4 separate regions of the Mus musculus genome follow, and all the other regions are linked to region 1. The links are chromatin loops, found by intact Hi-C in ENCODE. Cell type or tissue: left cerebral cortex. All regions are shown on one strand. Each heading gives the region's core, and the rest is flanking DNA. Links, peaks and the distances in the headings are about the cores only.

The links. Hi-C counts contacts between places; a loop is a spot of excess contacts. Peaks named below come from ENCODE experiments on the same cell type or tissue, not always from the same donor. Only the 100,000 strongest peaks of a DNase experiment are listed, where the experiment ranks them.
Region 2: a loop joins it to region 1, with 5 times the contacts of the local background. A loop is called at or near these places in 14 of 42 quality-filtered maps.
Region 3: it touches region 1 in a loop (2.7-fold over the local background); 2 of 42 quality-filtered maps call a loop at or near these places.
Region 4: it touches region 1 in a loop (4-fold over the local background); 11 of 42 quality-filtered maps call a loop at or near these places.

The regions. Positions count from the first base shown.
Region 1 is chr2:85,043,456-85,051,405 of GRCm38, reverse strand. Ssrp1 (structure specific recognition protein 1) reads right to left here. Exons shown (of 17, transcript NM_182990.4): 13 at 6,958-7,087; 14 at 5,826-5,996; 15 at 5,634-5,722; 16 at 4,967-5,153; 17 at 4,292-4,760. The coding sequence ends at 4,692. Tnks1bp1 (tankyrase 1 binding protein 1) reads right to left here and starts at 946. Exons shown (of 12, transcript NM_001081260.2): 1 at 846-946; 2 at 433-545. The coding sequence starts at 526. In left cerebral cortex, for the core only: a CTCF peak has its summit at 4,167; a DNase peak (open chromatin) is centred at 3,489; H3K4me3 peaks cover 1,204 bases; H3K27ac peaks cover 1,255 bases.
Region 2 is chr2:84,722,428-84,730,377 of GRCm38, reverse strand. Clp1 (CLP1, cleavage and polyadenylation factor I subunit) reads left to right here and starts at 3,091. Exons shown (of 3, transcript NM_133840.3): 1 at 3,091-3,215; 2 at 4,222-4,849; 3 at 6,161-7,256. The coding sequence starts at 4,244. The coding sequence ends at 6,832. In left cerebral cortex, for the core only: no CTCF peak of the experiment used is centred there; a DNase peak (open chromatin) is centred at 3,013; H3K4me3 peaks cover 1,611 bases; H3K27ac peaks cover 1,037 bases.
Region 3 is chr2:84,888,516-84,896,465 of GRCm38, reverse strand. It overlaps a transcript of Rtn4rl2 not described here. Among named protein-coding and RNA genes, the nearest start is that of Rtn4rl2, 5.8 kb to the right of the region's middle. In left cerebral cortex, for the core only: CTCF peaks have their summits at 6,307 (motif pointing right) and 7,590 (motif pointing right); DNase peaks (open chromatin) are centred at 6,313, 6,909, 7,313 and 7,614; H3K4me3 peaks cover 280 bases; H3K27ac peaks cover 188 bases.
Region 4 is chr2:84,711,926-84,719,875 of GRCm38, reverse strand. Zdhhc5 (zinc finger, DHHC domain containing 5) reads left to right here and starts at 4,712. Exons shown (of 12, transcript NM_144887.4): 1 at 4,712-4,893. In left cerebral cortex, for the core only: no CTCF peak of the experiment used is centred there; DNase peaks (open chromatin) are centred at 3,651, 3,835, 4,195 and 4,511; H3K4me3 peaks cover 2,500 bases; H3K27ac peaks cover 2,013 bases.

The DNA of each region.
Region 1 (7,950 bases), core at 3,046-5,545:
AAAAAAAAAAAAACAAGGGCAGAAATCCACCTTCTATATAAGGCATTGTAATGCCAAATAAAAGACCTTGGGAATTACTCACGGCCACAACCTTCTATAATAGAATCTTGTATCACCCACTCATTCAGCTAAGCATTTAAAAAGTCTAGACAGGGAGAAAGAAGGGCACTCCATTCTCCTTCTGTGCCTCAGTGTCTCCTCCTCCAAGGCTCCCTGGAGTTGTCTCAAAGGCTCTGCTTCCATACCGGCTGGGGCTCTACCTCACTCCCACCAGATGCCAAGGCCCGTGAGCACTCATTTCAGACTCACTGCCTCTCACCTCCACTGTCACTCCAGCTACCTGCCGGGACGGAAGAGGGGTGCAGCCTCCACCCCACCCCCGGCCCTCCTCCCAGCCAACGGCCCCACCCTGCACCCAGCACCCATTGGTACCTGGCTCGGAGCCAACAGGCGCCAGCTCCTCCTCCATATCCTGGGGCAGTGGGGAAGCCATGGCTGTGCCTTCCCTGAGAGTGGATCCTTTCATCACATAGGGCACACCCTGCCTGAGAAATAGGAAGCAGTGTGAGCCGGCCGAAGTGACTGAAGACCCAGGGAAGGGAGAGGTGGAGAAGGGAAAGCTGAGAAAGGCAACAGGCTTAGCCAAGGAAGTCTATTTCTAACCCAGGCAGTGTGGGACAGGAAGAGCGAACTCCAGGGGGAGGCCGGGAAGGTTCCCACAGCCACATCCTCAACTCTTGACACGACTCTCCAACCCTTGGCTCTGAACCTCAGTGATCCAGCACAGGAGGGAGCCACCTCCACCCACACCACCCCCAGGATCCGTCCTGTGATACCCTACTTACAGCTCCTGAGGCAACCCTCTCGGGTCAGGGAGCCCCACTAGAGGTGTCCACTCTGAGCGGAGCAAGAAGGCCAGAAACTCTCAAGTCTCTGGAATCACCTCATGGGACGGGAAAAACCCGCTCCTCCCCAACCTGGGGCTCCGCCCCACAGCCGGCCCCCCTCTTCCCATTCTCCTCCCTCCCTCCACGGCTGGGAGTGGCTCCCTACCCCCCCCCCATTCTCCTTTCACATCCCTGCCCCCCTCCAGCACTCAAGAGCTGTCTCATCCAAACACAGGGACATAAGAAATAAAAAGTAAGCATCTGGAATACATTTTTTTCCCTTTAATTTCTCAATCGTTTTGGCTTCAGCTTGGAATTTGATGAGGTAAAGCCAGGGCCTAGTCCTGTTACCATAGCAATGGCCTCCCACTGGATTTCCAGGGCCTAGCCAAGGGGAAGGAGGAGCCGGCCCAGGATGGGCAGGGAGGACAGACTGGGCTTGATTGCTTGTGGGGTGGGGGGTGTAACTGAGAGGAAAACTCCCTGGGGTTGCCCCTTCCAGGACAGTCAGGGAGGGACCTGCAAAAGCCTGTGACATAGGAATGGGTGTGCACCCTAAAGGAGTTTTGAGGGGTCAGAAGAAACTAAACCAGATGATAGCCACATGGTAGTAGCCTGTGCCAGGAGCCTCTGGAGCTGATATTGTAAGATCTAACAACTAAATGGGTCTGTCACTTCAGAGCTGTGCGACTAGTCTAAGGCATACTGCTTAAAAAAAAAAAAAAGTATTAAATGAGTTTCAAGTCAAACAATGCATGCAAAATACCAAGCCTGGAAGTGGTAAGTAACAGTTGGCCATTATTAATGTGACTCCATTCAGTGTCTCCCATGAGCTAACTAGCATCCTTGGTAACCACCTCTACCTACCTCTCCCCCTACCGTAGGCTGCGTCTCTAGACCATTCCTTCATGTCCCCCCCACCTCAAATTCTTCAGGCCTTCCACCCCCTCAGTTCCCACCCTGGCTGCTGAAGCACCCTCCCACTCTCAAGCCCCCCCTCCGGCTCTGGTGGTGACTAGTGAACACTGCTCCTCTGGTTCAAGAGCAAGGGAGACATGCCAAACACATGGAATGCACAGAGCCCTGGAGGGCAACCCAACCCTCTCCAACCTCAAGGCTCCCCTCCCACTCCAGCTGCTCTGAGAAGACAGTTCTCAATTCTAAGAGACCTGTGGTGCCCAGCCTTTGCAAAAGATGTCCCCATCCGCTTGACCCTGTCCCAGCTTATTTAAAGAGGGTACAGACAGTAACTCCGTCAATGTCAAAAGGCTGATCAGCCAACTACCAGGGGCTGTTTTCCTTGTATGTGGGTGAATAACGCTTGAAGGCGGAGAGATGACAGAAAAATTAAATTAAATTAAAAATATATACAAGATTGCTTGCTTGTCCTTGAACATTATTACAAGGGATATGGTGAAGGTGGTTAGAAATGGAGAAAAACTAGTCCAAAACAGAAAAACCCTCTCACCTGCGGTTGAGATAGGGGCTTGATGGACACCTCTGAGGTTAGAAAGAGCTGCAGAGATGAAAACAGGCTCCGAGTCCCCAACAGGGGAGGCGGTTACAGTACACAGGCCCCAGCCAGGAGCCCCAGGTAACCAAGGCCATGTCCATAAGCTGCAGAATCGCAGTACCTCAAGAACTCCCCACTCTTAGTGGTCTAGGGAAATCAGGCAGCCCTGGGAGTAGAGGCTGCCCCCAAAGAATGGAAAGGAGCTATGTAGCCCCAGCCCTGGACAGACACTCAGAAGGGCCTGAGGGCAAGCAGGGTCGTCCCTAAAGGTCTACCACTGGATGTTCAGCTAGTGCGATCAGGAGGGCTAAGTGTTGGAAGAGGGGGGCCAACAGGAAGATGGAACAGCCCAGGGCAAGGGGCTGTTTGGAGGGCCTCCGTGGGGAGCTTACGGACACCGAGCGGCTAGCCGAAGAGGAGGAGCAGACGAGGGTGGAGAAGGAGGGGGCGGCAGCAGCGGAAGACTGAGCGAGATGCCAAGCAGCCCTCGAAGGAACAGACGGAGGACTGACGACGAGGACTCGGTGGGGGCGGCCTAGCGTGGATGGGGGCGTGCCGTGGGAGCTAGGGAAGGGGGCCGGTGAGGGCAAGGAGGGGGTCCCTCGAGCAGCTCCGCCCGCCCCCGGCCCCGCCCCACCCTCGCCTCTCCCCGCTTTCTTCTGGCTCACTGCACGGACGCCTTCCACCCCCGCACACACGCGCCAGCTCCGCAGCGCCCGAGCGCCCCAGGCCCTCGCAAACTTTCCTGGTGACCCCCTCCCACCGCTGCCGCCCCAATCTAAGGTCCCGGCTGCTAGGCGCCGGGTTCTTTCCATGCCCTTCCCCGCCCCCATCCCCAGACCCCGCCTCCTCCGGCTGCCGCGCACTCACGCGCTCCCCCGGGACCGGCTCCACTCAGCGAGGCACCCCGACGCCAGTGACCGCTGCTGCCGCCGCCGCCACCGTCACCGCGGGACCGAGCCAGTGCAAGCCCCGGGGCCCCTCCCCTCGCTCCGCCCAGAGACACGCCCCCATGTTGCTCATGAATATTCATATAGGAAACCGGGAGTAGGAAAACGAAGCTGAAACAGAGTCGGGCGCACCATATGCAAACAAGCACAGATCCCACATAATTATTCATGACCTTGTAAATGAGGGGCCGGTCCTGATTCAGATTTAGGCGAAACTGACGCAATTTTACCCCAGCGCCACCGAGATGACTGCCTAGAGAGGAAACCGCCCTGGACAGCTTTCCCTGAGCCTACACTGATTACAGCACCATAGAGCGCGGGCAGCACGAAGGGAACTGTTGGCGGACTGAAGAGTCTTCCTGTTACACCTGAGCCTCCTGAGAGCGGCAAACGACGTGGCCACCCCCACGTGGATAAATTCTGATTGAGAGCCGCTGTGACAAGTGGGGTAGTTTTTTCCCTCCTGTTATGTCTCCTTTAAGATCTTTTAAATACAGTTACCAAACACAAAGTGGTGTAGCCCTCCCTTGCCAGAATCTTCTTACACTTAACTTCACAAACATGCACAACTCATTTTCTACAATCCTCCTGACTCAAGTTTCCACTCTACGCTAGAAAGTCGATCCTCATTCTATTATCTCAAGCCTTGTAAGACCCTGACTCATAAGGTGATTTTAAAAGGAGCTCAGAGCCGCCGCCGCCGCCCCCCTCTGTTGGCTAATGGAGTGGAGTGAACTATGAGAGGCTTCCTAATCAGATCAGTACTCATTTCTTGACTCTCATGTGGCACAGTTCCCCAGACAAGGGTGAAAACCAATGCTTGTCCGGCTGGAAAGGACACGATGTACCTGGAGACTTGCTTCCCAGCTGGGCAGGCAGGAGGGCCCTGCCGGTCAGGGAAGGTAAACACCACATGCAAATTGGGAAAGGAGACATAAGGACATCGTTTCCAAAGTCATTTCCCTTTATTAAATTGTTTTCACAGACCAGAAATACAAAATAAAAGTAGAAATAGGCCCCTATTAGGAGCTACAGGCCTGACTTGGCATGACCCCTGCTGCAGCAACTTGAACAGGACAGGAAGCAGCTTTTACTACAGTCAGAAAGTAGGAAAGTAGGCTGAGGACTTGGGTCCTTCAATGCACTGCGAGTAGAAGACAACACACTCCTACCGAGTCTCTCTCCAGATTGCAAGGAGCCTTCCTTGCAAAGCAGCAGAGGTTAGGTGCTTCCCTCAAAGCCTCAGGGCAGTGGAAGCCACCAAGAGCAGTTACTCAGATGGCACAGAATCCAAGGACTATGTGAGAGACTGGAGCTGTGACGAGGTGGGAATTCCCTCCTTTATTCATCAGATCCCGAGGCAGAGTCCTCTGAGCTTGGAGGGGTACTGGCTAGCTCCTCTTCAGAGTCCTGAAAAGCAAAGTTCTTTTAGGGTAAATGTGTCCCAGCCAGGTGGGAAGAGGGCTGCTAAGGCCTAGCTCTTCCTTCAACTCCTGAAATCACCAAAACCTCACAAGTCCACCCGCCCACTCCAACTCATTCCTCTCAGACCAACCAACGGGACCTGACCCACCCCAGACACACACAGCCCTCAACCCCCCACATTCCTGCCGCACCTCGCTCCGCCTCCTCTTCTTTTTGCTCTTGTTCTCGCCTGAAGAGCTCTCATCACTGGACACAAACTCTTTGCTCTTGAAGCTGTCACTCAACTGCCTGGATGAAGACTTGGATGACGAGCCCCGGGAAGGAGTGGACTTTTTTTCCATCTTTGCTTTTACTTTCTTTTTCTTCTTAGACTTGTCCCTAGATTAGGCACATGGGAAAGAAACCAGGTCATTAGGCTCTCTATTACTACATAGGCGATGTATCTCCTAGCTTTAATGAGGACTTTTCCCAGTACTGGCCACACTATTCTCACCATGACAAATGTAGTGTCAGCCGTCAGCCCAAAGTGCACCAACGGATAAGTAAGTACCCCCAGAAAAACCAGGGTCACAGTCTAAAGCAACTCACATGCAAAACTTACCGGACACTTTTGTCGTATTTAAAAGCTCACGTGGACTTTTCTTTCTGAACTATTATATTACTTCAAATAAAACTGATCTAGGAAAATGGCCTATATTTATCCCCCAACCTGAAAGCATCACCCATACTTGGCAACGGCATTCAGGGATTTAAGAAGCACTACTCAAACTGCTGTCAAAACCGAATAATTCTCTATTCTGACCTGGCAAACACAATCTGCTTTAAGCGGTTATTAGCCGTTTTGTTCCCAACACTCACCTTTTAGATGAGTCCCCTCTTCCTCCTTCATACTCTTTCATGGCTTTCTCATACTCCCTCCTAGCATCCTCAGCCTTGCGGTCCCACTCCTGCCACAAGCACAAATACTCCTTCAGACTGATGCAAGCAAGTGACACACCCTGCACCCCTACAAAGCCCTTCCTGCTCCCCCTCCTTCCCACCGCTACTCACCTCCTTCTTCTCTTTGGACATTCCCTTCCAGATCTCCCCTGCCTTCTTGGAAAGATCTGTGATACTGATGCCAGGATGATCCGACTTGATCTTCTCGCGGCTTGCATTAAGCCACAGCATGTACGCAGACATAGGCCTCTTTGGGGCGTTTGGATCTTTACCCTTCTTTGCCTATATAAGAAACCAAATGCCACCAGCCATCCACATCCCACAACTATCCCAAGCTTCCCCCAAAGAAACTATTTGGGAAAGGAAGAGATGCAGGAAGAACTAAATCGACTTGGGCTACACAGGCAACTTTTTTCTCCTCCAAGAGATCCCCTGGGGCAGAGGCAGGTATCTTCTAATTCAGAGACTCACATCTGGTCATGTGCTGAGGCTAAGGGACAACCGAGGGCTCAGTCCTAAACAGAACATCTGTATCACCAAGGCCAAGGCTAGAAGAGGGAGCAGGTAGTAGGCAGGAGCCAGAAAAGGGGAGAACTGCTAGAACACAATGCCCAGCATGGCTGCATGACTGCAAGCACTCACAGCTAAGGGTATTTGCCTGCTGGAACTCTACCAGAGACAGGAAAGGCATCCGTGAGGGCTTACTCCCTCCAAGGAGCTATGTGTAGTTAATGGTTGCTAAGAGCACATGGATCATTTCCATCAGTGGTGTAGCCACTGGTAAGCTACTGATGCTCCAGCAACTCACCCTCTTCCCATGCTTACCCATCACACAAGCGATTCTTACTAAACTCAGAAAAGAAAGAAGTAAAAGAGGTACCAATTAGGGAGCTGAGGGAGGGGGGAGGGAAATCATAGTACACTAAATATATGTATAAAATTGTCAAAAAATAATAAACTAGTTAAATGAACAAAAAAATAAAAAAGCAAAGAAACAAACAACAACCCACCCCAGATCCTCAAGAAACAAAGTATCCTAGGACCAAAAAGAAAAACTTAAGAAAATACCTACTGGGCCGGGCGTGGTGGCACACGCCTTTAATCCCAGTCTCAAAAAAAAAAAGAAAAAGAAAAGACCCACTAAGTCATAGCCAGCCTACAAAAAGCAGCACAACCAACAGCATCTACTGGTAGTGAACAGGAGGAAGGAAACAGAATCACACACATTCTTTTTTCCCAATACCTCTGAAGACTTCCTGCGGCTCTTTCGATCCTTGGCCATCTTAGCCCTTTTGAGCTGTTCCCGTTTCTTCTCTTCACGGTCACTGTCACCCTCATTGCTGGAGGAGCTGGCAGAGGCATTGCTGTCAAACCTGCCAGAACGAGGCTTAGACTCAGGAAAGGAAGGAAGGATGCAGCGATAGAAGGAAAGGGAATCTAGACATCTGCCCAGAAAGAGCCAAGGGAGTAAGTCCCAAGGACAGCTTCCACCACCATTTGCCACCCCAGCCTCCTGCCCTTCACTAAGATGGCTTCAACATCCCTTCTCAAAGCGGCCACCACGAAAGGTTATTTGTTGACTCAATCAGTGGCAAGCCAATGTTTCACAGGGCTCTTCTGCTCTAAGGCAGGCTTTCCTCTACTTCCGCCCTCCAGGACTGTACAACACTGTCTCCTGCTGGCCTGCAGGACAGCAAGTCTACTTCACCATTCCAGGTGGTCATCTCCTTAGTTTATACTACAATCTTTTCTGATAACGAGACAGCCCTAAAACGGAGGAAAACCAGCTTCAGCTGAAGCCAGTCCCTATGTCCGACTGTTCTGTCCAACAGAGCGCGTCTCCTCTGAGCAGCTGCTGACACCCACCCGCTGCTGAAAGATTTCCAAAGCACTTCATAAGCATCTGTGCATTAAGCTTTCTGAGCAAAATCAGTGGGCTTCGGAAGGATATTCACCATTTGGTTTTAATTCTACTACCCAATCTTTCTGGATCAACAGTTCCAGTTTTCTGCAGGGAAATAATTCATTCCAACTGCAGGGTCTAGGGTGGTTCTGGTCCATCAGAGCCCTGCACATAAGTATTATCTCAAGTTCAGGAAGGGGCAGGTGACCAGAGACCACACTATCCACGTGCTGTTCACCAGGAGGTGGTTCTGGGTGTTACACTAGCCACATTAAGCCTATCTAGCATTCTGAGGGGCATGGACCATTCTTTCTAAGAATAAAAGCAGGAGCA
Region 2 (7,950 bases), core at 1,766-4,265, 320 kb after region 1:
ATCATGTGGGCAAGGATGAACAAAGTATTCACCTGCTTTAAAAACCAAACAAGGGTTGGAAAGATGGCTTAGCAATTGCAGCTCACAGTTATTGGTAACTCCAGTTCCAGGAAATCAGGCCTCTTCTGATCTAGAAGCGCATCAGGCATGCACACAATGCACACACATACTTGTGGACAAAACACTCTTCTACATAAAAATATGTGGGGCAGTTGTGGTTCACACCTTTAGGTCCAACATTCAAGAGGCAGAGGCAGAGAAGATGGATCTCTGAGTTCAAGGCCAGCCTGGTCTATGGAATGAGTTCCAGGAAAGCCAGGGCTACACAGAGAAACCCTTTCTTGAAAAACTGAAACAAACAAACAACCCCAAATCACAAACAAACAGTGTGGGTTGGGTGGAGTAGCTGAAGAGTTGGCTCATGGGTTAAGGGCACTTGTTGCTCTTGCAGAGGTCCTGGATTTGATTGCCACATGGCCTGCTCACAAACATCCAGTGCTCCATCATCTTCTGACTTCTGCAGGTGCCAAGTATGAGCGTGGTCCACATATATACACACAGGCAAAACACTCACACACATACATCTTAAAAAAGAAACCCAGAAAACCTGTAAAATGGAGGTTACAGTTATAACTACAACATAGGATTCTACCTGGGATTAAATGAATATATACCCATACAGCCATGGAACAACACCTAACAGCTAACACTGTGTAATTGTTTGCCCATTATTAGAAACTGATCCGGCCCCCTAAGCTCTTGGTTTAAATGTTTTAGTTATGATTCTCTCGTTGCTATAATCAAATGTTTGACAAAAAGCAACTGAAAGGAGGTTTTTATCTTGATGAATGGTTCGGGAGACAGAGTCAGTCAACACGGGGAAGACATGGCAGTGGCAATGGCATGCAGCTATGGTGGTGAAAACTTGCTTACGTCTGGCCAGATCAGGAAGTAGACAGAGAGGAATGTGGGTCCTTTTTTTGTTTTGTTTTGTTTTGTTTTGTTTTTCGAGACAGGGTTTCTCTGTGTAGCCCTGGCTATCCTGGAACTCACTCTGTAGACTAAGCTGGCCTCGAACTCAGAAATCCACCTGCTTCTGCCTCCCAAGTGCTGGGATTAAAGGCGTGCACCACCACCACCACCCGGCTGGAATGTAGGTCCTTAAGTGGCCTTTCCTTTTCCTCTTCTGATTCAGTCCAGGACCTCAGGCCATGAAATGGAGCTGTCCACATTCAAGGCAAATCTTCCTCTTCAGTTGCATTTTTCTGAAATCCTTTCACAGATACACCCAAAGTTGCACCACCCTTGGTGTCCAAGGACTGATTCAATTAAGTTGGCAAAAGAAATGAACCCTTGCCAGGCGTGGTGGCATACGCCTTTAATCCCAGCACTTGGGAGGCAGAGACAGGAGGATTTCTGAGTTCAAGGTCAGCCTGGTCTACAGAGTGAGTTCCAGGACAGCCAGGGCTACACAGAAACCCTGTCTCGAAAAACCAAAAAAAAAAAAGAAATGAACCATCAAAAAAAAAAAAAAAAAGAAAAAAAAAAAGAAAAAAAAAAAGATCTACCTTTAAGCCTTTAAATCCACCTTTAATGTTTTTAAATCCAGTACTCTGGGGGCAGAGGCAAGTGGATCTCTGTTTGAGGCCAGTCTGGTGTATGTAGTGAGTTCCAAGACAGCCAGAACAGTGAAGACACTGTCTTAAAACAGCAGCAGCAGTAGTAGCAACAAAAACAACAAAAGTCTACCTCTACTAATAACTGAGTTCTTGAGCAAATGTCACTGATTAGCCTAGTTTTCTCCTCAGATGAAATTGGAGATGTTATACCTACCTGGGTTTGTTGGGTATTTTTTTTTTTTTGTTTTTTTGTTTTTTTTTCGAGACAGGGTTTCTCTGTATAGCCCTGGTTGTCCTAGAACTCACTTTGTAGACCAGGCTGGCCTTGAACTCAGAAATCCGACTGCCTCTGCCTTCCAAGTGCTGGGATTAAAGGCGTGCGCCACCACTGCCCGGCTTGTTGGGTACAGTGACACAGACACCTGGAACTACTTTGAAAAATGTATAAACAGATATTATAGTCTCCCCAGTCTATAATAAAAACTTAAGGCTAACATCAGATACTTTCTATATTATAGGCATTGTGCTTAGCACATATGTCTCATCTAATCTTCAAAACAACTTTAGGAGGTTGAATACTGTTATTATTCCCATTTTATAGACAAGAGATGTCTCAGGGAAAGGGAGCCTGTCAGGCAGTAAAATAATATAAGTTTCCAAAGGCCATACTCATGAAGTGGATTATAGGCGTGGAACCAGTTAGCAGTGGTGTCAACGATTTTGAATAACTGTCAGATGTGCATAGAGAAACAGTTTAGAATCTGGCAGAAGTTGTTGGATAATGACTGATTCATAAGATAAACGAAAGAAATCATAGGACTTTTATTCTATATTTACTAAAGTAAAAAAATCAGCCTGGTTATTGGCTTAAGTCTGTAAATCCCAGAAGTCAGATCAGAGGCAGGAGAATCTCATGGAGTGCCAGGTTGGCACCTTGAGCATACAGAGGAGGTGGGGGTGGGGGCAGGGAGAGAGGGAGAATTACACTTTGTTTCTTCTATGTGCCAGTTCCGCATAGACTCAAATGGGTACTGCTTGACCTGATGTGTGTGTGTTCGCGTGCGCGTGCGCGTGTTTCTGCCACTTTCCAGCTGCCTGGGTCTCCGGCTTAGGCTAACTTCCCCACTTTTTGGCTTGTGGTCTAGTCGAGCAGAGCTCTGATCTAGACAGTGATGCAATGCCTCTCCCTTTCTGGTCGCCCTTAGCTTTCCTGGACAGCAGATAGGGAGAGACCCTATAACCACCTCCCTCCCGAGGGCGAACCAGCAACTTCTCCTCTCCGCCTCCGGTCGTCTTCCCACACAAAGTGACGGCGCTGCCCCGCCCACCTCCGCGGGTCACCGAACAATCCTTGAACTATATTTCCCAGAGGGCCAAGCGGCGACGCGCGCTCACTCACTCCAAACTACAGGTCCCAAGATGCATCACGCGATCGCGTCTTCTACTACTGCGCAATTGCGGAACCGCCTTTGCTTTCCGGCTAGTATTTAGGTGAACGTTATTCGTGGTTTGCTGAGGTCCGAGGTTTGCTGAGGTCGGAGGTTTCCAGAGGTCCCAGGTTTCTGTGAAGCTGGTTTTGAGTCCGTGCCCGTATAGGTAAGGCTTAAGGATCCCAATTACCTTTGAGAAGCCCCGGCAGATTTTGGTGTCGGAGCTAACTAGACCCAGAATTGTGGTTCAGAATTAGAAATAGTAATTTAAATTTCTTTGGTAGTTTGTTGTTTGTTTGTTGTTGTTATTTCGAGACAGGGTTTCTATGTGTAACCCTGGCTGTCCTGGAACTCAGAAATCCACCTGCCTCTGCCTCCGCCTTTCAAGTGCAAGGACTAAAAGGCGTGTGCCACCACTGCCCGGCAGTAGTTTCTAATTTACAATGTTTTGTTTTTCCAACTGTGGTCCTTGTTATTCCCGGCCCAGCACCGTTACAAGAGGACGTGTAAAAGCCCACCATATAGCAGCTGGGGAGTTGGTTCAGGTATTAAGTCGTTGGATTATAGTAAGTAACTACTAGTAGTCCCAGAGTTGGACATGCAACTGTTTTCTGAGTCTGCACCCAGTGTCCTGTTCTTTGCATACGATTCAGAGCTTGTTTCGTGTTGGCTAAGGGAGCTGGACAATGGGCATGTGTTACTTTGTTTTCCAATAGAGTGATGGAGGAAAGACTATGCAATTCAAATCTCCTGTTAGTTACATCGGTAGGTAGTTTTCTTTTTATGTCCTAGTCATTCACTCTTACTTTTTGTTGAGGTGTGTTACTATTCCACCTACCAGAGGCCCAGGAGCAAACAAAAATACCTTTACTGCTGGATAGTGGAGGCGCACGTGTTTAATCCCAGCACTTGGGAGGCAGAGGCAGGTGGATTTCTGAGTTCCAGGGCAGCCTGGTCTACAGAGCATTCCGGGACAGCTAGGGCTACACAGAGAAACAAACAAAACAAAACAAAACACCTTTAGCTTCTGGTTGTGGAGAGACTGGCTGTAAACAGTGAGTCTGGCAGCAATAAGAACTGCAGAAAAAGATAAAGGGACTAAACCAGTGGAAGATTTTTTTGAATAGTGGCCTGATGTGGTGATTTAATCAAATGTTTAATTTGGGTCCTAGGCACGTCAGCTTTACTGGAAAGATGAGCGAGGAATCCAATGATGACAAGAAGCCAACGACTAAGTTTGAACTAGAGCGAGAAACAGAGCTTCGATTTGAGGTGGAGGCCTCTCAATCGGTTCAGTTGGAGTTGTTGGCTGGCATGGCGGAGATCTTTGGCACAGAGCTGACCAGAAACAAGAAATTCACTTTTGATGCTGGTGCCAAGGTGGCTGTTTTCACTTGGCATGGCTGTTCTCTGCAGTTGAGTGGCCGGACTGAGGTGGCTTATGTCTCTAAGGACACCCCTATGTTGCTTTACCTCAACACTCATACAGCCTTGGAGCAGATGCGGAGGCAGGCAGAAAAGGAAGAAGAGAGAGGTCCCCGAGTGATGGTAGTAGGTCCTACTGATGTGGGCAAGTCCACTGTGTGTCGACTGCTACTCAACTACGCAGTGCGTTTGGGCCGCCGTCCTACTTACGTGGAGTTAGATGTAGGCCAGGGCTCTGTGTCCATCCCTGGTACCATGGGGGCCCTGTACATTGAGCGTCCAGCAGATGTGGAAGAAGGTTTCTCCATCCAGGCCCCTCTTGTGTATCATTTTGGCTCCACCACGCCTGGCACCAACATCAAGCTTTACAATAAGGTCAGAACTGGAATTTAAGAGGGGGTGGAGGGAAAAGTTACAATCAGGGTAGGAAGTAGGGAACTTTGTTACTTAGAACTGCAAAATTTTCCTTTTGAATATAATTGCCTTTCTTATTTTTATTTTTTGGTGTGGTATTACTGCCACCTGATTTCATAAGATCATTTTAACATAAGTCAGCTGTAGACTGCATAGCATCTTGTGGCATTATTCGTAGTAACTCATTATTAAGAGGTAAAACAGGAAGCAGGGGGCTTGGAGACATGGCTCAGCAGTTAAGAGTCTGGCATATGCTGGGCAGTGGTGGCTCACACCTTTAATTCCAGCACTTGGGAGGCAGAGGCAGGTGGATTTCTGAGATCGAGGCCAGCCTGGTCTATAGAGAGAGTTCTAGGACAGCCATGGCTACATGGAGAAATCCTGCCTTGAAAAACCAAAAAAAAAAAAAAAAAGGGGGGGGGTCTGGCATATACCTTTAATTTTAGCAGATTCAGAGGCAGTCCAGTCTCCATAGTGAATTCCAGGACATAGTAAGACCCTATTGCAAACAAAACAAAACCAAAATCAAAAACAGTACTACTCCTGTCAAGGGTCAGAGTTGACTTCCTAGCACCCATGTCATGCTATTCCCAGTTGCCTGTCACTCCAGTGCTAGGAGGATCTGATGCCTTAGGCCTCTGTGCACCTGCACTCATGTGCACAGGCAGACATACAGATACATAATAAAAAATAAAACACTGTAAAAAAGAAGCTTAAGTAACATAAAGTTAAATCCATGTTATGGGGTTAAAACCACAGTCATTAAAAACATCAATTTTGATGTTAATATATCAGTGGGTATTGTAGCTGATCCCTATAATCCTAGGACTTGGAAAGCTAAGATAGGACTTTCAGGAGTTTGAAGCTAGGCTAGAGCTTTGTACTAAAACCCTGTCTCAGAAAAGTAAAACTACTGGGGCACTAAGGTTAAAAATACTTTGGTGCTAAGGTTGCATGTAGCTCAATTGCCAAGCACATTTCAAGGATTGTGGTTGGGTTTCCAGCCTGTAAAGCTTTTGGATGATACCTATTACTCAAAGAGGAACTTAGATGGATTTAGGAGCTGGAGAGATGGCTCAGTGGTTAAGAGCTCCCCTACCAGAGGGCCTGAGTTCAAGTCTCAGCACCCACTGGTAGTTCATGACTAACTGTAACTCAAGCTCCAGGGGTATCCTACATCCTCACACATGAAAACAACAATGCACATGAAATAAAAATTAATACATCACTAAGAAAAATAGGTTTATTTTTGTTCTTTTGATTCTTTTCCAGATTACATCTCGCTTAGCAGATGTGTTCAACCAAAGGTGTGAAGTGAACAGAAGGGCTTCTGTGAGTGGCTGTGTCATCAACACCTGTGGCTGGGTCAAGGGCTATGGTTACCAAGCCCTGGTGCACGCAGCGTCGGCCTTTGAGGTGGATGTGGTTGTGGTTCTGGATCAAGAGCGACTGTACAACGAATTGAAAAGGGACCTGCCTCATTTTGTTCGAACTGTGTTGCTTCCAAAATCAGGGGGTGTGGTAGAACGTTCCAAGGACTTCCGGCGGGAATGTAGAGATGAACGTATCCGTGAGTATTTCTATGGATTTCGAGGCTGTTTCTATCCCCATGCCTTCAACGTCAAATTTTCTGATGTGAAAATCTACAAAGTTGGAGCACCCACCATTCCAGATTCCTGTTTACCTCTGGGTATGTCTCAGGAAGACAACCAGCTCAAGTTAGTGCCTGTCACCCCTGGTAGAGATATGGTGCACCATCTCCTGAGTGTGAGCACTGCTGAGGGCACAGAAGAGAACCTTTCTGAGACCAGTGTGGCTGGATTCATTGTTGTGACCAGTGTGGATGTGGAACACCAAGTGTTTACTGTCCTGTCTCCAGCCCCCCGCCCATTGCCTAAGAACTTTCTTCTCATCATGGATATCCGGTTCATGGATCTCAAGTAGTAATTGCAAGAAGCCTCACTTTCTGGGCCATAGAGTTCTGGTCATCACCAAAGGCAGATGGAATGGACTATAGCAATCTTATTAAGGCAGCTGACAAGGCCCAACTAGCAGAAAGCACATTTGCTACCTCTTGAAACTGGTAGTAGCCAGACTCCTGGCTATTATTTGGTTCATTTACTCTGAACCAAAAGGAGACAGCTCAAAAAGAAAATCTGAATATTTTTTTAAGATCACCTAAGGTACCATTTTAAAGATTCCAAGACCCTAGAAAATTCCACGTCTTCCACATGTGCTTCCATGTGGGTTTTCTTGTTACCACTTTCTTGTATCTCTGTATAGTATTTGCTATATCATTTAACCAGGATGAAAGTGAGAGAGTTCAAACTTGAAAACAATTATTTTAATAAATATGATTGTGATAGAAGTTGGTATGATTCTTTTTTTAATTTTACTTCTCACCACTAAGCATTATAGAAGCTATAGGAATGATTTATTGCTAAAGTGCTGGGAGGAAGGGAAAACTAAGAAATTACTTGTGGGGCTGGTGAGATGGCTCAGTGGGTAAGAGCACCTGACTGCTCTTCTGAAGGTCCAGAGTTCAAATCCCAGCAACCACATGGTGGCTCACAACCATCTGTAACGAGATCTGATGCCCTCTTCTGGTGTGTCTGAAGACAGCTACTCACATGTAATAAATAAATCTTGAAGAAAATAAAAAAAAAAAAGAATGGAGTGTGTCAAAAAAAAAAAATATTTGCTTATTAAAAAAAAAAAAAAAAAAAAGAAATTACTTGTGAGCCAATCACATTTTGTTCTTACTGGTAAACCTGTTTCTAGTTCCTAGGGTATTCAGAGATAAGAGGCTAGAGATAATTTGGGATGATATCATACCTAATTTCCTTGAGATAGTCCATTACCTTTTTTTTAAGTTTATGTATTTTGTGTGTGAGTGCTCTGTCTGCACATATGTTTGAATGCCACAAGAGTGCATCAGGGACTGGGATCCCATCACAGATGGTTGTGAGTCACCATGTGATTGCTGGGAATTGAACTCAGGACCTTTGGAAGAGCACCCAGTGCTCTTAACTGCTAAACCATCTCTATAGCCCCTGTTCATT
Region 3 (7,950 bases), core at 5,225-7,724, 160 kb after region 1:
TCCATAAAAGAATATACATACCCTCATTCTTCTTTTTTTTTAAGATTTATTTATTTATTATATGTAAGTACACTGTAGCTGCCTTCAGACACTCTAGAAGAGGGTGCCAGATCTCATTACAGATGGTTGTGAGCCACCAAGTAGTTGCTGGGATTTGAATTCAGGACCTGCGGAAGAGCAGTCAGTGCTCTTAACCGCCGAACCATCTCTCCATCCCCTTCTTCTTCTTCTTCTTCCCCTTCCCCTTCCCCTCCCCCTCCCCCTCCCCCTCCCCCTCCCCCTTCCCCTTCCCCTTCTCCTTTTTGTATTAAATTCAATGACAGTTTTGAGTTATTTATATATGGAGTAGACTTTGAGTCCCTAATGCCTCACTGGTGACACTAGGTTCTTTGTCTATATAATAAGCAACTATAGATAAGGCTGCACTGCTCTCAGTCTACAGATATCCACGTGCACACTTCAAGAATAATTGCAGGATCACTTCCTAAAATGTGAATTTCTAGATCAAAGAGTATGTACATCTTAAAGTTAATAGCCATTTATCAAACTGACCTTCAAAGCAGCCGTACCAATTAACACCCGTACCCATGATAGATGAGAGTGCCTCTGTTCTCCACATTCTGGGGAGGCAAGCAACTCATAGATCAACACAGAAAGGAGCTGCTGGCCTGTTAGATGATCCTTATCATGAATAAGACTCAAGTGCAGAGCAGTGGGCTGAAGGCTCTTGGGAAACCAGTGACGCCCTACTTGAACTTTGGCATTTGGTTTTGCTTTCTGTTTTGTTATGATTGTTTGTTTTGTTTTTAAACAAGGTCCTGAGTATCCTCCCAGCTTCCCTGGAACTCACTGCCCAGTCCAGGATGTCCTTGAACTTTTGATCCCTTGTCTCTCAAGTGCTGGGAACACTGGCAAGGTTTTGAATACTTGTTCTGTTTGATTTGAGCAAATCTCTAGCTCATGGCAGGTCTCATATTCCTAAGGTGTAAAGCATAAATCTTTTAAAAACCATTTCTGAACTGGGTGGTGGGTGGTCCATGTCTTTAATCTCAGCTCTGGGAAGGCAAAAGTAGGTGGATCTCTGTGAATTAAAGGCCAGCTTGGGCTACAGAGCTAGTTCCAGGACAGCCAAGGCTACACAAAGAAACCCTGTGTTGAAAAAACAAACAAGCAAACAAAAACAAATCTGATCATTATAAAGATCCAGCAGACAAGAGTACTGCAAATTCCCAGGTAGTGGTACTACAGCAGTCAAGTATCTGAAGCCAAGTTTCCACTACGAATGATTTGATCTAGATTTGACCCGAGCAAGACCTGGGGAAGTGTTGTCCCTGAGGTAGAGGGTGCAGTTCTGAATGTGTCTTGTAACAGGGGCTAGGAAAGCTCAGGCTGAGGAGAAAAACAGGGGCTGATTCAAGACCTGGAAGTGGAAAAGAGAAGGACGTGTAGAAAATGTGATGCCCGAAAGAGAGACCGAGACTCACTGTGAGACAAATTCAGATTTTATCCAAAGGAAGATAGACAAGATCATTGATTCTTTAAAAACTGTACAGTCAAAAATACAGCCAACCCACTTAAATGATTCCACAGTCCCCCCCCCCAAAAAAAAATCAGGTGGAGGGGCTGGAGAGATGGCTCAGCCCTGTCTCACTGCTCTCCCAAAGGACCTGAGTTTGGTTCCCAGGACCCACATCAGGCAGCTCACTACTGCCTGCAACTCCATTTCCAGAATATCTGATGGGAAGGCCAGAGGGATGGAAGTTAAGAGCACTTGCTGCTCTTCCAGAGGACTCAGCTTCAGTTCCCAGTACCCACACGGTCGGTGACTCTCAGTCATCTATAACTTCAGTTCCAAGTGGATCTAACACCTAGGCACCAAGGCAAAACACTCATAGACATAAAAGTAAATAAGCAAGCAAGTAAATAATGAATAGCTTTATAAATAAAATGCTAATGAAAGAATTTAAGTGTTTTGAAAGTGATTTGATTGGAATTTTAAAACTAAGTGATTTATGTTACACTCAGTGTGAACCACAGCTATCTCGAAATCATGGTGGCAATACATTAGTGTCTGGAGTTTCTCAAACACTGGTATACGATGCTGGTTTTAGAATTCAACATGATTTCTGTGAGTCACACAGACTAGAGTTAAAGCTCTTTGGCTGGACAGGTAGGCTAGCCACACCAGAACACAGATTCCTAATTTATAAAATGGGAGTGATATTTTTATGTCACAGGATGCCTGCAAAGATGAAGTCACATGCATAAGGCATTCATTCACTTCTTGGAATGTATGAAGTGCCCTGTAAGTGTCTCAATTGTAATTACAGTGAGTGGAAGCTAATGAGTTTTACTTCATTGACCATATAAGATTTTGTTGTTATAGAACCTATTCCGTTATGGAAATAAATTTCAACATTATTAACAGATAGTTAAGCAAAAAAGAAAAATCACCCATCACTCTCCCAACGGTTGCCAATTTTCGTTTTTGCATAGTCTCCACTTGACTTTGTAAATGAGTACTTATTTTGCATGCCTGCAATCAGCATTCATGCAAATTTTGTGTCCTGCCCTTTATCAACAAACAAGTTATAAACAGTTTGCATGTTTCTGCATATCCTTGATTATTACCAGGTTTTCGCCTTATAGCCTTGCATTGACTAGAGCAGCCGTGGTTTTTTTAACCATCTCACTGCTTGGAGAAATGAAAGAGAATGATTCCACTGGCATGCCTGGGGGCTTTTTTCCACCTACTGAATTATGTTCTTTAGACCAATTCCCAGAAGCGGGCTTAGTGGGTCAAAAGATAACAATACTCTCAGGGCTCTTGTTGCATATTCACTTGGTTGTTTTGCAGGCTTGCAGACTGCTTCCAACGACTCGCTTGCACAGATTTTACCCAGCCTTGCCAGCGCAGGATGATGATGTCTGTTAAATTCTGCTAATTTAATCAGTCTGAAATGCTACCCTGATTCAGCTTTCATTTCCATCTCTTTGATCACAAACAGTTTGAACTATTTCCCAAGTATCTGTTTGCTCTCTTCCTATCCAACTGGGTGAAGCAGCCGGCCACATCCCTCACCTCTTTGTCTATTGAAGTCTTTCGATTCATGTGCTAGATTCCAGGGAGTGCCTCAGAGTCCACAGAGAGGAATCCTTTGCTAGCCAGATTTGGCCGCTGAGGTTTTTTGAGCAGAATGATGCGTGAGCAAGACTACACCTTAGGAAGATTAATTCTCAGCTTAATTGAGGAAAATGGACTGAGAGGCAGAGATATCTGTCAGCAGGATATTGTAACAGGGATCTGGACTAGGCAGTGACTGCAGACCCCAGTCAGTAGGGGTCTTATGTCCCTCCTTCTAAGGCATGTGGCTCTTCTCTTCACCCCTATCCTACAATCCCCCTCTTTCCCATGAACTTGCCCTCCCTTGAAAATCCAGTGGAACCCAGAGGGAAAGAATTATTCTGCTCTATCTGCTCACTACATAACTAAAGAAAGTCTTTCCCAAAGAGGATCTCAGACATGCCAAAACGCCCACCCTTATGTGATGTCTTCATAAAGGTAATGCAAAGAAGTGTAGTTATAGCAATACGGATGTTTGGCTCATTGGGTTTTGTTTGTTTTGTGTTTGTTTGTTTGTTTTGTTTTGTTTGCTCTCTAATGTGGTCCCCAGACTAAAAATCTCTAAGGCAACCCATCTAGTAAACACCACAAACAGGACTTCTAAGCACTGCCCCACCTCCAATTTAATTTTTCACCCTTTGATAGATACCAGCATGACCCAGACCCCAGCAGAATGTATGTGTGACATGGAAATATCAGAGACATTGACAGGGCTCACTTCTGCATACATAAAATAAGTGGAATGAGAGAAAATGTGAACTCTGAACTAGGCAAGTCGGCAAGTTCATGGTCTTAAGGATACAAGAGTCCCTTCATCCTTCAAGGGACTCCAGTCCAGGCAGTGGGACCCAACTTTTGAATTACTATGCCTCCAGGAAGCCAAATCTTGACTGAAGCTCAGCACTATGTGGGGCTTCAAGAAAGAGAGATTATTAGTATGTACTGAGGTTGCTCAGTCCTGATCCTTTTGGATGAAGTCATGTGACTTCTTGGCATGGCTGGACCTAAAATGTACAGAGTTGGGGTGCAAGTGCAAATAGAAATATTATTGACATAGGCTGGGAGTTCTCTCCTCACACAGCAGTCAAAGCAGGCAAGACTTGCCCCTCTGAGTAACCCTTTGCTTCCCAAGCCGCGGCCACCCTTCCTGCATTCTACAAAGAAATCTGATACTAGAAATCTGCATTCAAATTTAGAATGGATTGATTCCACGAGGTTCTATACAGAAATATACCATGTCCTAGTCTCTTCCAAACTATAATTTTAGCCCTAACAAGAGTCCTCAAGGACAAACACACAAACACCCAGATCTGCAGATCTATGGTCTGTGAACATTCTCTCTAATGCACCCCCCTCCCCCGAGCCAAGCTTCTGTTATGGGAACAGAAAGGTGGGTTGGAGAAAAGGCTCATGAGTATCCTCAAAGGAGAGTTGGGCCTTGATAAAAAAAAAAAAAACAAAAACAAAAAACCTCTGTAGTCCCTAGCACCACAGTGAGCATACAGGCTCTAAGAGGCCTTAGGTAAGTCTTATCTCGTGGATGGATATTGCCTGGAGACAGACTGGCAAGTATGGAGCTCAAGGCAAGACTCTTCTGGCTCCAGTTTGTGTTTCATCTGCTAAACGGACTACAAACAAAACCTCCCTCATAGAGTTTCTCTAAGCCATCTAGTGCACAGAAGTTGGTGGCCTGAAATAAGTAATGACACACAGTAAGTGCCATAAGTAACATGAATTGAATCTTCTGGAACTAGAGTTACAGATATTTGTTAGCCACCGTGTGGATGCTGGAAACCCAACCCTGGTCCTCTGCCAGAACAAATGTTCTTAACCTCCAATTCACCTCTCCAGGTCCCAAACATGACCTTTAAACTAATATTGTTTGTTTGTTTGTTTGTTTGTTTGTTTGTTTTTTCTTCCTCGATTTAGAAAGGTCTGTTTTGGTGTCCTCTCCCCCACAAGACTAGCAGAGCAGGTCATGATCCTCCAGCTGCGGGTGCATCTTGAAGATGATGCAGTGTGTGTGGTAATGGACCAGTTCCGAGTAATGCAGGGGAACATCCACTAGCTCTGAGTGGTGGATAGAGAGAAAGCTAAGAACCCTAAAATGAAGTTCCACAGAATCCCTACATATAAATCCTGATCATCTACCGAGCCCATACACCACCCACTGCCCAGAGCTGGGACAGTAAGAGCAATGTGGACCCTGACTGATAGACCCCAGGTTAAGTAGCTTCCATCCCAGAAGGAAGGCCAGAAAGCCAGGCTCTCAGGAACTCCAAATCCGCGATGTTCCCTTCAACAGTGGGGAAACTGAAGCCCTGAGAGGCCATCCCAGGTTACACTCACAGGAAGGATTGAGGCTGAACTTCTGGTTGAGTTTGGGAATCCTGCCATCACGGTGAACAACCTTGGCATGTGCTAAGAGATGCTAGCAATGTCAAGTTCAGCTCCATGGGGAGGCCATCATGACTAAGGACTCACAACCCAGCACGACCCTTTACCCCTGATGAACTTAGGTTCTAACTCTCCTTTTTACCCACAAACTGCAGAGTCTGGTCTCCAGGTCGTTCTAGGCTACAAGCACAGGTAGCGACACTATTTAGCATTCTTGAGCAGGGGGTCAGAGACTCTGTTAGATTTTTTTTCATGCTTTATCTCATTTAATCCTCAAACAACTCTATGATCTGGGAACCAGAATTTTTCCTCTCTCGTTTTCTACCTGAGGAGCCTGGAGGCTTAGAGAGCGCTCAGCCCCTTGGTGAAGGTCATCTGTTTAACTAGTGAATTGTGCAGCAAGGCATGCACTAGACAGAGCCTCTGTGTTTGTGACCACTGAGCAATCTCAAAATATGCATTTACTAAACAGTGTTCTAATGTTGAAGGTGCCAAACAGGAGGTATTTAGGAGGGGGTGGGGGAGGCTCTGTTAACTCACTAAATGGCACCACCAGAAAGATTAGGGGTCCCAGTGACACAATGAGAATACTCATGGAGGACATATTGTGATAATCTGGCTAATATGCCACCTCCTTCTAGCCTTCTTTTTCCCAGAAACTGGCTTGATGGGGGGGGGGGGGGAGTGCGGGGAGGGGAATAGTCTATATTCATCAACCCCTTTCTAGAGATCTTTGGCTTCCACTAGGACTGCAGCTCCGCATATAGCCACCAGAGGGCGAGCCATGTCTGTGGCCAAGAGTACCCAGAGCCCGGCCAACTGTCTAAGCAGAGATCTGTCTACATGACCAGGCCACCTTCCCCGGTTACACTGAGCCATCAGTATACCTCTTGGGATCTCCAAACATTTCGCTGCCAAAAAACAAAAACAAAAACAAAACAAACAAACAATCAAACAAACGAAAATACCCATCACGAGGTCTGCCTCTAATGGGTCAGCCCGTATCAAAAAAAAAAAAAAAAAAAAAAGACCTCGAAACAGCAATGAGGCCAGCTTGCCTTGGGAGCTGGAGACTATGTAACCTGATGAATGCTACTTTCTCTATGTACAAATGAGTAAAGGGAGTGTAAGGAAGAGAGTGAATGGGCCGGGGTACTTAGAGAAAGCTGGTGCTCAAATCCAGAGAGAGTTGTCAGAGTGCAAGGAGAGGGGCCCCCAAGAGTAAATGTCTGGAGAAGCAAGAGGTGGGAATAGCCCACAGGGAAATCCAAACGCACAGCAGGATTCTGGGAAACCGCTACTAGCCATCCGCCCACCCACCAGCCAGCGGTCCAACAGCCTTGCTCAGCACCTGTTGGACACACTGTATGAGAAGCATTTCCTGCCCTCAAAACGCTGGCAGTCTAGAGGAGCGAGTGGTGAGTCAACAGATAACCATGGGAAACCCGAACACCTGTACAAGGCGGTGGCTTAGAGAGCTTGTGGCTGTCTAGGGAATCCCAACTTGGGCTGATGGAGAGGCCTGGAGCTGAGGACCCTCTTCCCCACACAGCTCATCCCAGGATGGGGTTCCCCTCCAAGCTTTGGTTGTCTGCCTGTGCTGGGGGCCAGTGTCCCCTCCCACCCCTCTCAGAAGAGCTGAGGCCCAGGGAGTCGATGAAGCACACCTGAGTCAGCCCGCCGCCCACCCGCCCCTCAGCGTCTGTCTCCGCATCTTGTGATATTTCGCTCCCCGGGAGCCAGCCCCATTGCGCTCCGGAGGCAGCTCGGCAAACAAATCCAGCGACAGATTGTGCCGCGGCTCATTCCGGGGAAGGACGCCAAATCCCACCCTGCTACCCCCAACACTCCCTCCCCGCCGCCCCCTCCAGCACTAAACACCCCCCCACACCCTCGCGCACGCTCCAGGAGCGGGCCCTGCACAGGGTAGGACCCAAGGAAAATCAAGGCTCTATTCCAGAGAGAGGAGACCCAAATATGCCCCTTTCTGTTTCTATCTGACCTGGAAAAAGAGAAAAGCAGGAGAGAAAATTCAGGGACTGCCAAGCTGCGAGCCCCGGAAGCAACGTAAGATAGAACCACCAGGGGGCACTCCAGAATGAGGTGCAAGAGTCTGAGAGCAGCTACCACCACCAACATCGCAGCCCAGCCAAGAAACAAGATGAAAGGGAGGAAGGGAGTAGAGACAAAGAGGCGAGGAAACACATGCGGACTTGGAGAGGCCAAGAGGAGGCTGGGACTCTCTCTCTCTCTCTCTCTCTCTCTCTCTCTCTCTCTCTCTCTCTCTCCCCCCCCCCCTCTCTCTCTCTCTCTCTCTCACACACACACACACACACACACACACACACACACACATACACAGAGACAGAGAGAAAGAGAACCAATGAAGACAGAAGATATACTCATCTCATCTTTGGGGAGGAAAGGAC
Region 4 (7,950 bases), core at 3,424-5,923, 330 kb after region 1:
ATTTTATTGTTGTTTTGCCTGCATGCATGTCTATGTGAGGGTGTTGGATCCCCTGGAACTGGAGTTAGAGACATTTGTGAACTGTCATATGGGTTCTGGGAATTGAACCTGGGTCCTTTAGAAGGGCAGCCAGTGCTCTTAACTGCGGAACCATCTCTCCAGCCCCTAAAATTTTTGTTACCAAATTTTTTTGTTGTTTTTTGTTTTTGTTTGGCTTTTTGGTTTTCTGCGTGCATGGTGTATGTGTGTGGAATGCTTGCCAGAGCACATGTATGGAGGTCAGCTATGGAGTGGTGTCAGTCTACCTTTATGTGGGTTTGGGGATAGAATTCAGGTCAACAGGCTTGTAGAGCCAATCACCTTTGTTTACCCACCAACTTAAGCTATCTTACCATTGTTATTCATAAATATGTGTGTATATGAACTACATTTTATGTATATGTGTGTATATATATACATACATATACACATATGTATATGTATATATATATGTAAATTGGGGGGGGGACAGGATCTCACTGTAACCCCAGCTGGTCTCCTACCTTTGCCCTCCTAAGTCCTGGGATTGCAGGTGCCCAGGTGCCAGGAAACTACAGGAGGGAGTAAGAGATAGCAGGTGAGTTTGGGTATTGTTGATATCTGAGTCATTACTCATCTAACTGGAAGTTCAGCATTTGGAGCCTTAGAACAGGTTCGGGTTGAAAGTTCATGACAGCCACTAACTTTGAATACAGAGATGTTTTAAGCAGTGTAATTTAGTAATTTAGGTACTGTGAAAGTGGAAAACAGGAAACAGGATGGAATTAAAAGACCAAATGGGTTTGGGATGCAATTTTAGTGGTACAGACATAAGACATTGGATTCCCTTTTCAGTACTGCCTAAAACAGAGCAAAACAGAACAGCAGGGGTGGACAGTTGGGCAATATTGGGGACTAACAAAGAAGACTTCACTCTGGATCCCAAAGCATTGGTATGTGTCGAAGCTTTGAAAAGTGTAGTGTTGGAATGGTGGAGCCACAAGCCCAACTGAAATAGATTGGGGAGGCCAGGTGCAGGTTCATCTTCCAAGAAACTTTTGTTAAGAAACGGGGTGGAGGGCTGGCAAGATGGCTTAGCAGCTAAAGGCACCTGTTGCCAAACCTGACAGAAAACTCACTCCCATAGTTGTCCTCTGACCTCCATACACGTGCCACTACTACCTCACAAAATTAAAAAAAAAAAAAGCAAAAAAAAAAAAAAAAAAACCAAAAACATGACCTCCATACATGTGCCACTACTACCACACAAAATTAAAAAAAAAAAAAAAGCAACAAAACAAAACAAAAAAAAAGAACAAAAAACAAAAACACCTAGGGGAAAAATTCAGTAAAGGGGATTTAGCAGATTCAGGTTCTGCCAAGGCTTCAAGGCCTTGCAAATACTAAGCCAAAACGCTGCCTTTGAGCTTCATCCCCAGTTCCAGGGAGAGTTCAATGAGGGCAGGGAGTAAAGAGTATTTTAATGTGAAGAGGTTAAAAATGCATTAATTGCTGGGCAGTGGTGGCGCATGCCTTTAATCCCAGCACTTGGGAGGCAGAGACAAGCAGATTTCTGAGTTCAAGGCCAGCCTGGTCTACAAAGTGAGTTCCAGGACAGCCAAGACTATACAGAGAAACCCTGTCTCGAAAAACCAAAAAAAAAAAAAAAAAAAAAAGCATTTATTGCTACAATGCCAAAAGAAAGTATTCTTTTTGCTAAGTTGACCTGTGACACTGGTTGGCAATTTATAATCATGAGAAAATTCAAGGGAAGAGAGGATTTGAAAAAGCATAATGACACTAGAGAAAAAGCGTTAGGTATTATTTGATATATTTGTCAAAGTAATTTATTTCAAATATGATGATCTGGATAATTAATACATTGTTTTAGTCTTCATTTTACTCTGGACTATTTTTCAGAAGTCATCTTATTAAAAAAAGAAAAATGGAATCCTTGTTATGCCTTGGTGTCTTTGCTCCTTTGTGGGTTCTTTTTTGCCACCTTCATTCCCCACCCCTCCCACCCCCCAGTTTCACCTCCTATCACTAGATAGGATAGAAAGGACAGAGAGAGAGAGAGAATCTTAATTTCTTTTTTCTTTCGTTTCTTCTTTGAGCACTACTACTAACAAACCACAACCTGAATGACCAACAACCACCAATACCAGGGCGCTAGCATTTATATACCCTCTGAAAAGTTCCTAGAATTCCAAACATCACACAATCACAGAAACTGTCTGGAGCTGGCAAAACCATGCCTCTGATAATGCACTGGGCAGTCAGTCAGCTGCTGGAGAGAGTCCAAAGCAGCACCTTATTCCTACATCTGGAATTAAAAGGAAAACACAGTCTTATATTTTTGTGTTTTTTAAAGAAACCAAAATCCAGCAGGGCGCGGTAGCAGAGGCAGGCAGATTTCTGAGTTTGGGGCCAGCCTGGTCTACAAAGTGAGTTCCAGGACAGCCAAGAGTATACAGAGAAACCCTGTCTCAACCCTCCCCACCCTCCAAAAAAAAAGAAACCAAAATCTAAAATTGTCACTATATCTTGGGACAGTGATTATGCTTCTGCTAGTGCTCATCCAGCTAAAATTAGGCTGACAATCCAGTAGTCTAATGTCCCTAGTGACCCTGAGGTATTCAGTACCTCTGGTTGGATGATGGAACCCTTTTTCCATTTAGTATGCTCTGGCCAAAAGACATGATGATTCACACAGGTCTTTGTAGAAAAATTGGGTTGGCAGGATGGGTCAGTGGGTGAAAGGACTTCCTAGGCGTGACTGACAACTTGAGCTCCTATCTGTAAGCCAAGAGAGAACCAACACCCAAAAGCTGCCTGAACTCTGTCTGCCTTCTCTCTCTCTCTCTCTCTCTCTCTCTCTCTCTCTCTCTCTCTCTCTCTGTCTCAAACAAATAGTTTTCCTATTTAAAAAGGTAGGAAAATCAAGAATGCTTCACTTGTTAAGTAGAGAAAATAAAGCTTTAAAATCCTAGAGAAATAAATGAAATTTGACCCATCTTAAGGAAACATTATTTTATAGGCAGAATATACTTGATAGGGTAAATGTTGTACCTCCAAATAATACTTTAAAATTATTCATAATGCTGAAGATTTTTAAAAATTCTCTCCTTAGACCGCTCTATTGGCCGTGCTACCTACTTCCTCCATGTGTGATGTGTGAGCCACAGCCCAGGCCATACCACCATTCTGCCATGGTCTGAGAATTTACCCCACAGACGTCTTCGCCAACGGATTTTTCAAAATAAAGTTCCACTCCTTAAAACATGTATGCTCGTAACGGTTCCAATAAACGCTGCATTTAAGCCAGTAGTAAAAATGATAAGGGATAAGACTAGAGTCTAAAGAAAAAAGGGTAGATTTTTTTTTTTCTTTTCTTTAACTGGATGCCTAAGGCTGAAGTGTCAAAGTTAAATCAGTAACATTTGAAGTGAAGTCAAGGAAACAATGACAGGACTTGGAAATAACCCTGAACGAGACCTTCGCTTCAGGGAAGCGGCTCGGGGATATCTTTTTGAAGGGCTGTTATGTAACAGAGCTCCTTTACAAATGAGAGGTGGCCTGAAGCTGTAAGAGGAGAGCCCTATGGCAAAGCCACCGGGTCCACAGCCGTCTCGGCTTAATTAGGGCAAAATGTAGTGCCGCGATCTTCGGAGAGTTAGCCAGCAGCTCGCCAGGGACAGGAGCTATTCTAGAAAGACTTTTCTTTTCAGCCTGCTTTCTCAAATTGGGTGAGGTCAGGGCGCCCATTCCTCGTGTAGTCGTGGAGGTGTCTACGCCTCGCACCGCGCACTCCCAGTGCTTCACTCCATCGGCAAGCACTGTAAATCTAGGGATAGCAGCCGAGCTCCTTCATCTAACCCAGCCTTGGACAGAACCCTCTCCTCAGACTGTTCAATGGGCCGTGCGCCTCCTTCCTCCATAGGTGAGGCCATACCACCACTCAGGAATTCTGCCACGGTCTGAGAATTTACCCCACTGACGCTTTCGCCAACGGATTGTTTTAAATAAAGTTTCAGTCCTTAAAGAAAAAAAAAAAAAAAAAAAGTGTGTGTGTTGGAGGGGCTGCCCGACCGAATCCTCACACCAATGAATGAAGAGGCAAGGAAGGAAGCCGGAAAGGCTTAACGGTGATTGGCTATCGTAGATGCTTTTCAGGACTGTACCAGGCCAACTCGGAGGAGGCTGGTGAACTAAGAAAGGGCATCTGCTTGTTTTTGAGCACTTCCGGTACATACGTAGAATTTTTTTTGCTTAAAAGTTTTTCTTGACTACACTACAAATGGGAAAGCGGACAAAATAAGAGAAAGATCTCGCCAGACCAGTTCCTCGTCCCCAAACCGGCGCAGTTCGCCATGTCCCCTCTCCCGACCATCCAGCCAGACACGACGGCCAGGCGCGCGCGCTCCCGTGTCACTACGTGTTTGCGGCGCCGTGCCCCTGCAGCCAATCAGAAGGCGAGGTCGCCGCGGTCGCCCGCGGTCGCGCGCACGCTCTAGAGCGCCGTGGGGGCGGGGGTTAGGGGGTGAATGGAAGAGTGAACGGGGGCGGGCTCGGCGGCGCGAGCCGCATGAATGAGAAGAACGTGCCCCGCGAGAGACGTCGCCCGCGCCCGCGCCCGCGCCCGGGAGCCAATGGGAACGTCGTGAGGCTACAGACCGGAGGCTGAGGGCAGCGGCCGCGCGCCGGCCGCACAGAGGCGAGCGTCGGCCGTCGGGAGCGCGCGGCGGCGGGGCGGGCGTGGAGCGTGCGGGGGCCGCGCGCTGCCTCTCAGAGGCCAGACGGCACTGCTGGGAGGCGGCGGCGACAACGACGGCGGTGACAACGACGGCGGCGGTGACGGGCGCCGCGCCGGGGGTGAGTACCGGGGACGCTGGCCCCTGCGGAACCGGAAGTGCTGGGCTAGTGAGGTGGGAGGGGAGAGTGACCTCTAGGGAAGGGGGACCGCGGAGGGGAGGAGGTTAAGGCCCTACCCCTCCTCGGGCTGTACGGGCCCCGAAACGGACGCCCGCAGACTAAGAGAGCCGCGGCCGCCCGCCGGGGCTTGGACCCGGTTGGTGCCCGGCTGCCCAGTTGCGGAGCCGCCGCCCCTTCCTTCCCCGGCCCGCGGTTCTCTCAGCTCCGGCGGGCCCTGCGCGCGGTGGATTCCGTGTTTTCTGGGCCAGGGGTAGTCAGTCCTGCCCCCGGTGATGACTCCCACTGCTCCAGCTGCCGGCCGGGGACTGTACTCCTTTTACCGCTCCGCGGTTCAGGCCCCTCGCCCTACACTCCACTGGTCCTTATTTTGGTTAGAGCTTCGTCCTGTGGTTACCTGTTCTTTCTCCCATCCATCGGCTGCTTCTCCCTACCCCCCACCAGCCAGGTGCTCCATGCTTTTATGCTTTTAGTACTTTGTACTTTATTTTACAAGTAGGGCTTGAATGTATCTGACAGTATTTTATCACTAGCCGTCTATTCCTGGGGAAGTTTAAAGTTCCTTAACCAGTTGGCCAAATGAAACCACTAAAACGAGAAACAAGAAAGTGACTAAAGTTATTAGAAGTAGTCGTAGAATAGATACATGTTACATTGCAGACCATTTTTGTCCTCTTGGGTTTACTTCCTGGTTAATGCCATCTTGTCCAGGATAATCTTAGGTTAGATCTCCATCCTTTTATCCCAGTGTGAGCCTGCTTTGTATCAGACAGATCTGTCCGGTGCTCATGAATGCATACAAATTCATCTAGTGTTTGTAAGAATTCTATCGCCAGGTACTTGGGCACCTACGTCGATCTGTAATAATACTCTTTTTAAACTTCTTCTTGGATCTTTCCTTCATAGCATGTATTCATTCTTCTATATGACATCTCCATTTCTATATATTCAAATTTAGTGTTCTGTGCTATAAGGTTTGGTTATTTTAACAAATAATACATGTGCTGTCCACTGCACTGCTCCAAAGGAACTACTTATATCAAACCTTATGAAAGTCTTCAAACTACACATCTTGAATTGTTTGTTGTTGTTTTGAGACAGGATCTCTGTACATAACTGTTGCTGCCCTGGAATTCACTTTGTAAGACCAAGCTGATTTCTAACTCAGAGTTCTGACTTCCTGTGCCTCCCAAGTGCTGGGATTGAGGTCGAGAGCTACCACACCTGGCTCTGTATTGTTTGTTTTATACATACATATTTTCACTCAGTGATTTTTTTCCCCCTCAGTCAGCATGTGTCACGAACATTCTTGTCCACTTTAGTGATACTGTTGTGGATACACCAGCTTGTGACTGATGAACCACACTCGCCTTTCCGGTTTCGTCCCTTCTCTTTCTGCACCACATTCCTTTGATAAGACTTGGTGTGTTGATATTTATACCCAATAAATTATTTTATCTTGTCCCTTCTAATATCTATCTTAACATTTCAGACGATGGTCTCATTTATATTTCAGTATGCGGTTCCATAATTGCATGTACTGTACCGTGGCAGAATTAGTCTGTGTGGCTTTCGTCCTGTAGTAAATGTGACCTGCAATAGTATAGGATTCACTTTACGTAATAGTTAGGTAATTTTCCTTTTATCTTTGGAGTTTTGAGGGAAACGGTTCCTTTAATAATACTGTCTACAAATCAAATTTGCTTGTTCCAGTTGATAAAGATATTTAGGCCTAAAGTCAGGAAACAGAAATAAGCATAAAATCAGGACTAAATAGGATCTGGTTTTTAGTTGGACCATAGAAACTTAATGGAATCTTTGGGCCTTCTTTCTAATGTTACTTAACCCTCCCCCCTCCCTCCCTCCTTCCCCCCTCTCTCCCATCTTATTTATTTATTAAATTTTTCTTTTGGGACAAAGTCTTACTATGTAGCCCTTGCTGGCCTGGAAGCTATGCATACCAGGATGGCTTGGAGAGATCCACCTGCCTCTGCTTTTCTTTTTCTTTCTTTCTTTCTTTCTTTCTTTTTTTTTTTTTTTTTTTTCCCCAAGACAGGGTTTCTCTGTATAGCTCTGGCTGTCCTGGAACTCATTCTGTAGACCAGGTTGACCTCGAATTCTAGAAATCCGCCTGCCTCTTCCTTCCAAGCGCTGGGATTAAAGGTGTGCGCCACCACGCCTGGCTCTGCCTCTGTTTCTTGAGTGCGGAGATTAAAGGCATTCACCACCACAACCGAGTGGTGACAGTAGCAGGCTCCTTTGCCTTCTCTGTCTTAGGTAAGAACAGAAGTGATAAATTCCAGAACACATTTGTATTTCATTGTCTGGGGTGTTCGCTGTTTTATGTTTTAATAGCTGCTATTGTTATCAAGTAGTATACAACTTGTTGGGGAATAGCACTGCTTTCATTTGAAATTCTAACTTAAGCAGAAACCTTGGTCTGTAGATTCCAAGGTATCATTAGGCATGTAGTGTGGTAGAAAGGGTCTATGTCAGCAATTATACTCTTGGGTTAGGAACCTGGCTACCCAAGTGATTCAGTGGAATGGCCCCAGGCATTCTCTAGCCTTCAATTTTATAAAATAGGATAAGGGACTTTGTCACCAGATAATGTGAGTAAAGTGCTTTGAGATCACCAGATGAAAAGCATCCTGTAAAATTAAGGTGCTCGTGTTGTTTTGTTACTGTGATCAACAGAAATAATTGCTACTCTACTCATACTGAATTAGGAGGAGTTTAGTTTGCCTCCGAATAGGCCAGTGTTAGGAATTAAAAACTATTGAATTTGGAGGAAAAGAACCAATCCTTGTGTTGAACCTAGTCTCATAGAGAATATTTCACCTTTTGGTGCAAGATCAATTTTTTTTTTTTTTTTTTTTTTTTTTTTTTTTTTTTTTTTTTGCTTAGGACCCTTAATAGATGATTCCAAAAGTCCAAAAATTGAATTTCTGCCTCTTTGGTGTTGTAGCTAAAAGCCATAGGCATAGAAAGAGGCACACA